Linked DNA regions of Homo sapiens: region 2 is linked to region 1. A link is a loop called in an ENCODE intact Hi-C map of the cell type or tissue named here. Cell type or tissue: breast epithelium. All regions are shown on one strand. Each heading gives the region's core, and the rest is flanking DNA. Links, peaks and the distances in the headings are about the cores only. Region 1 overlaps LOC101927967 (a long non-coding RNA gene). Region 2 overlaps LOC101927967 (a long non-coding RNA gene).

The links. Hi-C counts contacts between places; a loop is a spot of excess contacts. Peaks named below come from ENCODE experiments on the same cell type or tissue, not always from the same donor. Only the 100,000 strongest peaks of a DNase experiment are listed, where the experiment ranks them.
Region 2: a loop joins it to region 1, with 22 times the contacts of the local background. A loop is called at or near these places in 2 of 110 quality-filtered maps.

The regions. Positions count from the first base shown.
Region 1 is chr2:78,287,784-78,290,710 of GRCh38, reverse strand. It overlaps LOC101927967 (a long non-coding RNA gene), which reads left to right. Exons shown (of 4, transcript NR_110288.1): 1 at 1-323. Among named protein-coding and RNA genes, the nearest start is that of SNAR-H, 330 kb to the right of the region's middle. In breast epithelium, for the core only: no CTCF peak of the experiment used is centred there; no DNase peak of the experiment used is centred there.
Region 2 is chr2:78,221,784-78,224,710 of GRCh38, reverse strand. The region is part of intron 1 of LOC101927967 (a long non-coding RNA gene); the gene reads left to right. Among named protein-coding and RNA genes, the nearest start is that of SNAR-H, 270 kb to the right of the region's middle. In breast epithelium, for the core only: no CTCF peak of the experiment used is centred there; no DNase peak of the experiment used is centred there.

The sequences.
Region 1 (2,927 bases), core at 180-2,679:
GTTAGCAGACTTTGTTATTTCACTTATCTTTAGAGACACATTTATATCAGAAAATTTAACTTGATGATTAAAAAAATTGGTGAAATACGTGTAGACTTTTGTAACTGGATTATAGTTTCATCTAAGAACTCACTAAAAATATATTGAACTTCAGGAAGAGATTTTTAAATGGCTTTGGTAAGCCATTTAAAAGCCTTATTTTCCCAAACGAATTAGTGTTGGTGTGTGGATGAGGAACTTTGCTGTTATTCTGTGAGCATTACCTGATAAGAACTAATCAGATGACAGATGGAATCTGAAGCTTGTTCTGATGAATTTTTGAGGTGAGTTGGTTACACACAATTTCTATTTTATTAAGAAATTTATGCATAATAACCTATCCTAGGAGAAATCACAGTTAAACAATTTTGACCATTTGTGACTAGATATCTATGAGTAGAAAATCTCAAGATATAGAGCATCATAACTGTAGGACAGAATTAAAATTCTTGTGTTATAATTTCTAATTTTTAACTAGGTCACATCAATCAATTATCAAATGCTTTGACTGTTTTCAGCCTCATGCTTTTCTTTTAAATTATTTATAGATACATATCTTTGCAAACTAGGTCAAGACTTTTGTTTTGTAATCTATCTCATTTTAATATGTTTTTAATTTAATTATATGATTTGATCTATTTTAAATTGCATTATTTTACATTTAATTTGGCAAGTGATATGGGTGTTTTGTTTTTTTTTTAAGACAGTCTCACTCTGTCACCTAGGTTGGAGTGCAGTGGCACTATCTTGGCTCACTGCAACCTCCGCTTCCTGGGTTGAAGGGATTCTCCTGCCTCAGCTTCCCAAGTAGCTGAGATTACAGGCATGCACCACCATATCCTGCTAATTTTTTTGTATTTTTAGTAGAGACAGGGTTTCACCATGTTGGTTAGGCAGGCCTCCAACTCCCGACCTCAAATGATCTACCCGCCTCGGTCTCCCAAAGTGCTGGGATTACAAGCATGAGCCACCGAGCCCAGCTGGGAATTTCTTTAAATGAAATGAGATATAATTCTCAGTATTTTTTTAAAAATATTGAGAAACAAGTGGATTTAAATAAGTAATAGTAACACAGTGGTGTGCAGGTACACTATATAGTTAAGATGATATAAAAATGACTGAAGTTGTTAAATATTGCTTACATCAGTGCCAGTTATTCTCCATGCCACTTATTTTATATTGACTTATTCTCTTAAAATATTATCCCCTTATCAAATATGAAAAATACTATATGAGCAGAAAGATATCAGACTAGTAGAAGTACAGCAGATAGAATTAGCTGTCTTTTTATCTGATCGGCAGAGATTGTTTCCCGGATTCAGGGAAGAAAACAGTGGGGAATAATAATAATAATAATAATAATAATAATAATAATAATAATAATAAAAATAATAATAATAATAAAATCTCACTTTCACTGAAGCCTTACTGAATTTATTCTGTTTCTCCACTGTCCCCACACCATTCCTTGAAGTTCTATCTCCATAATAGCGTATTCTAATTTAATCTGTGAACTTCTAAAAAATATTGGCTAGCAAAATTCTGTAAATGTTATTCATTTAAAATAACAAAAAAGTGGCTGGGAGCAGTAGCTTATTCCTGTAATCCCAGCACTTTGGGAGGCTGAGATGGGTGGATCACCTGAGGTCAGGAGTTCATGACCAGCCTGACCAACATGGTAAAACCCCATCACTACTAAAAATGCAAAATTAGCCGGGCATGACAGCACATGCCTGTAATCCCAGCTACTTGGGAGGCTGAGGCAGGAGGAGAATGGCTTGAATCGAGGAAGCGGAGGTTGCAGTGAGCCGAGATGGCACTATTGCACTCCAGACTGGGCGACAAGAGAGAAACTCTTTCTCAAAAAATAAATAAATAGGGCTGGGCGCCGTGGCTCACGCCTGTAATCCCAGCACTTTGGGAGGCCGAGGCGGGTGGATCACGAGGTCAGGAGATCGAGACCATGCTGGCTAACACGGTGAAACCCTGTCTCTACTAAGAATACAAAAAAAAAAAAATTAGCCGGGCGTGGTGTGGGTGCCTGCAGTCCCAGCGACTTGGAGGCTGAGGCAGGAGAATAGCGTGAACCCAGGAGGCGGAGCTTGCAGTGAGCCGAGATCGCACCACTGCAATCCAGCCTGGGCAACAGAGCCAGACTCCGTCTCAAAAAAATAACAATAATAAATAAATAAATAAATAAATAAATAAATATAAATTAAATTAAATTAAATAATAAAAAATGAAACTAATATAATGAACAACATGTTCCACTAAGTCTTCTGCCATATTTTTTTGCATTTTCCATCAGCTAATAAAATGAGATGACACAAATACAGCTGTCTTTGAAACATACTTTGTACCCCCACTTGTAACATTGTTTGAATTAATATTTATTCATTCCTCTCTCTCTAAAGGAAATCCATTTCTGTATATTTTAAGCATCTATATATCTGTACTAATGTAATTATTCTTTAACATAGTATTATGCTTTTTAACATTTACATAAATCTATCATACTATTCATGCTTTTTGACTTTTTTATTCAAGAAATATGATGTTTTAGAATTAGATCTGTAGAGAAATACAGTTTATAAGTTGTAAGTGCTGTATTGATTCAATAAATGAATATTCTATATTTTATTTATGTTTTCTTCACCTGGTAGGTACTATGTTGTTTCCCAGTTTTCAATATCATAAATAATTGTGAAGATACTTTGAAAAATTTGCTGGAGTTCTTTTAGTGGTAAACATAAATTGGTATTTCAATATCATAAGCATATTCCATGATTTTTCTTGTGCATGTATATTTTTGTGTATATGTAAACATTTATCCAAGAAAGATTCATAAAGGAAACAATGGATAGTGTTACGGTCTTTCTGCTCCTTAG
Region 2 (2,927 bases), core at 209-2,708, 66 kb after region 1:
AGTAGACTACAAATTGACTTCAAGTCTACATAGTTGTTAGAGAGATACTTGGTTTTCCAGCTTACTTTGCAGATAAGAGTAGTTGTATGAGTCAATTTTAACCAGTGGTATATATGCAGACGTCATCTGGGGGGCTTGTTGGAAAAGTCTTGCTTTCTTTTAAAGTATCAAGCATGAAAGAAAGTTGCTTAACTTGCTCCTTGTATCCCTTCTCCCTGACTCAATAATGGACATGACATCTACAGCACTACCTTCTTCCAATGATCATGAGGCATTTAGCACAAACACAAACCACCTGCACTATAGGGATTATGACACAGATCCTGGGTTGAATTCATAACTGAGTCATTACACAAAACCTAAAATTGCCTATACCTTGTTGTCTTGTTATGTAATTTAAAATGGCTTTATATTTGCAATAAGTTTTAGTTTGTTACTTTCTCCTGAATGCAATCCTAACTAGTATATTTTTATAGCTGTATAATTTTTGTAGCTGTATAATTTTTGCTCTATATATTCCAGTTTAAGAAATGTTACATTACTTAATTTTTCTAATCCCATTTAATTGTTCTTTAATAGCTTGTCTTTTTGGGGTAAGAAATATTTATCTCACTCAATCATGGTCAAGGTTGGGGAGCTGTTTCCTCCTCACTGCAATTTTATAATTGCTCCATGGAGATTTACACTGACCAGAAAATTGGGGTAAAGCACTTCCCCATGCCCACATTTACTCCCCCTTATGATCTGTTCAATACATGGAACCAAGACCTGTGCTCATTAAAAGCTTCCAGCTTAGTTGGCTACTAATCTTGTTTCTACTATCATTCACGTAGACAGACCTAGTTGTCTGGTTTCAGACCAAAATCCTATGTGTCATTTTTCACATTCAATCGTAGGCAATTGCAAAGGCTTTGCTCTGACAAGACTCACAAGGGGATACCACACTGCCCACCCCAGACTTGGTACACAGCCAGTGAATTGCACTCTCTGGAAAAAGTTGCAGTCAAGGACTCAGGATCCCTTAGTTGTCCATGTTCTTACATATATCTGAATTCTTAGTCCAAGTGCCTCCAATTTGAGGCTTCTTTATCAGAGCCTGTTGCAACGGCCTGTCTCAGGCTCCTCTGTCCAGATCACTTATCAGGGCTTTTTAAAAATATATTTCTCTACTCTGTTCTTAGCACTTCCCATCTCTCTTCCCTCATCCCTTGGGACTATAAAATGGCAGAAACTTTTTGTTCCCAGATTTCTCTACAGTGAGACAAACCCCATATCTTCAGGGATCACCCTGACCATCAACTAGGGCAATTTCAGGGGTTAAAATGGAACATTGTCGGAACCAGCACTTTCTCCTGTGTAGCCTCTTATTCATACTACTGCAGTAAATGATTAAAGGTTTGACCATTACATTCATTTGACTTGTCATAATTCGCTTACTGGACCTCTGGCAGCTGATATCTCCCCAGCTCAGCTCGGCTCTTGACAAGACCCATAGGAGGCACATAGCCACACAAGGTGTTGAAAGTAGGACTGGCCATAGGGATATTTTTTTTTTGGAAAATACTCTAGTAAAACTGTCTTTGAGGGTATATAGCTTTTTTCAGTTATGTCTTTTTTGTGTTTCCATATATTGAAACATTGCTCTTCTAAAATTTGAATATTTTTCAAAATATTGTTGGGATTTTACTGTTGTCCCTTCAAATCCAGAGATTCCACAATTCCTAGGACATGAAATTTATCTGACTTTGAGGGGGAAGATAACAGATGCCTCTCATTCTTTTTTTTGCAATGGAGTCTTGCCCTGTCACCCAGGCTGGAGTGCAGTGGTGTGATCTCGGCTCACTGCAACATTGCCCCCTGGGTTCAAGCGATTCTCCTGCCTCAGCCTCCCAAGTAGCTGGGATTAAAGGCATGTACCACTACACCTGGCTGATTTTTGTATTTTTAGTAGACATGGGTTTCATCACGTTGGCCAGGCTGGTCTCCAACTCCTGACCTCAGGTGATCCACTCACCTCGGCCTTCCAAAGTGCTGGGATTACAGGCGTGAGGCACTGCACCCGGCCCCGCCTCTCACTCTTTAGTGTTTAGGGTACAGTTGCAAGAATAAAAGAGAAATTAGCTTCCATTAAACAATCCTGTCAAATTTGTAATAGTACAACCTACTTTCTGCGTTTCAGTACTGCTCTTGGTTCTTTTATTTCTCCTGTATCTTAAGTCAGCTACTCCCTTTCTTGAGTCTCACCCTGCTACCTTGCCTCTGCTTCCTATGTGCTTAATATTTATGATAGCAGGTTTTTGGCAACATTCTTTCAATTCTCTCTTATGATCTTTTCCTTTACAGTCCTTTCTTTTTTTTATTTCTGAGAAAGAAAACTCAGACTCTTGGCCAAACTACTCTGTTACATAGCACAAGAAAACAAAAATGACAATATGACAGGGAAATGACACACACACATATGCACACACACATGCACAGTCAGAATAGTGGATACTGCTCTGTTGCTAATGTTGTCATGCTTTATTCTTCTTGAAACTGTCTTTTTGTATTCTATGAATTTGCCATGCATCTGATGAATGTCTGTATCTGAAAGAGGGAGAAAGAGAGAGAGGATATTCATGTCCTATTCTCTTCTCACATGGTTGTTTTTCTCTGCTGAGAAGTTATACATCCTTTTGGAAAATGTAAACTTTTTCTCCTTAGAAGAAAAACTGGGTTTTGGAAGGAATAACATCATAAAATTTTATGTCCTGTGGACAAACATAATTGGCTACTGTAGGTCTAAAGCAAGAAAGGTAGAAGGGAGAATAATACAACATATATTACGGGAATCTATATTTCTCTCTAAGATTCTAAGAATATTATGATTTATTCTATTTCTTTGTACTTCCTAAGTTTGAAATGGAGAATAAAACCAGTCCCTTAAA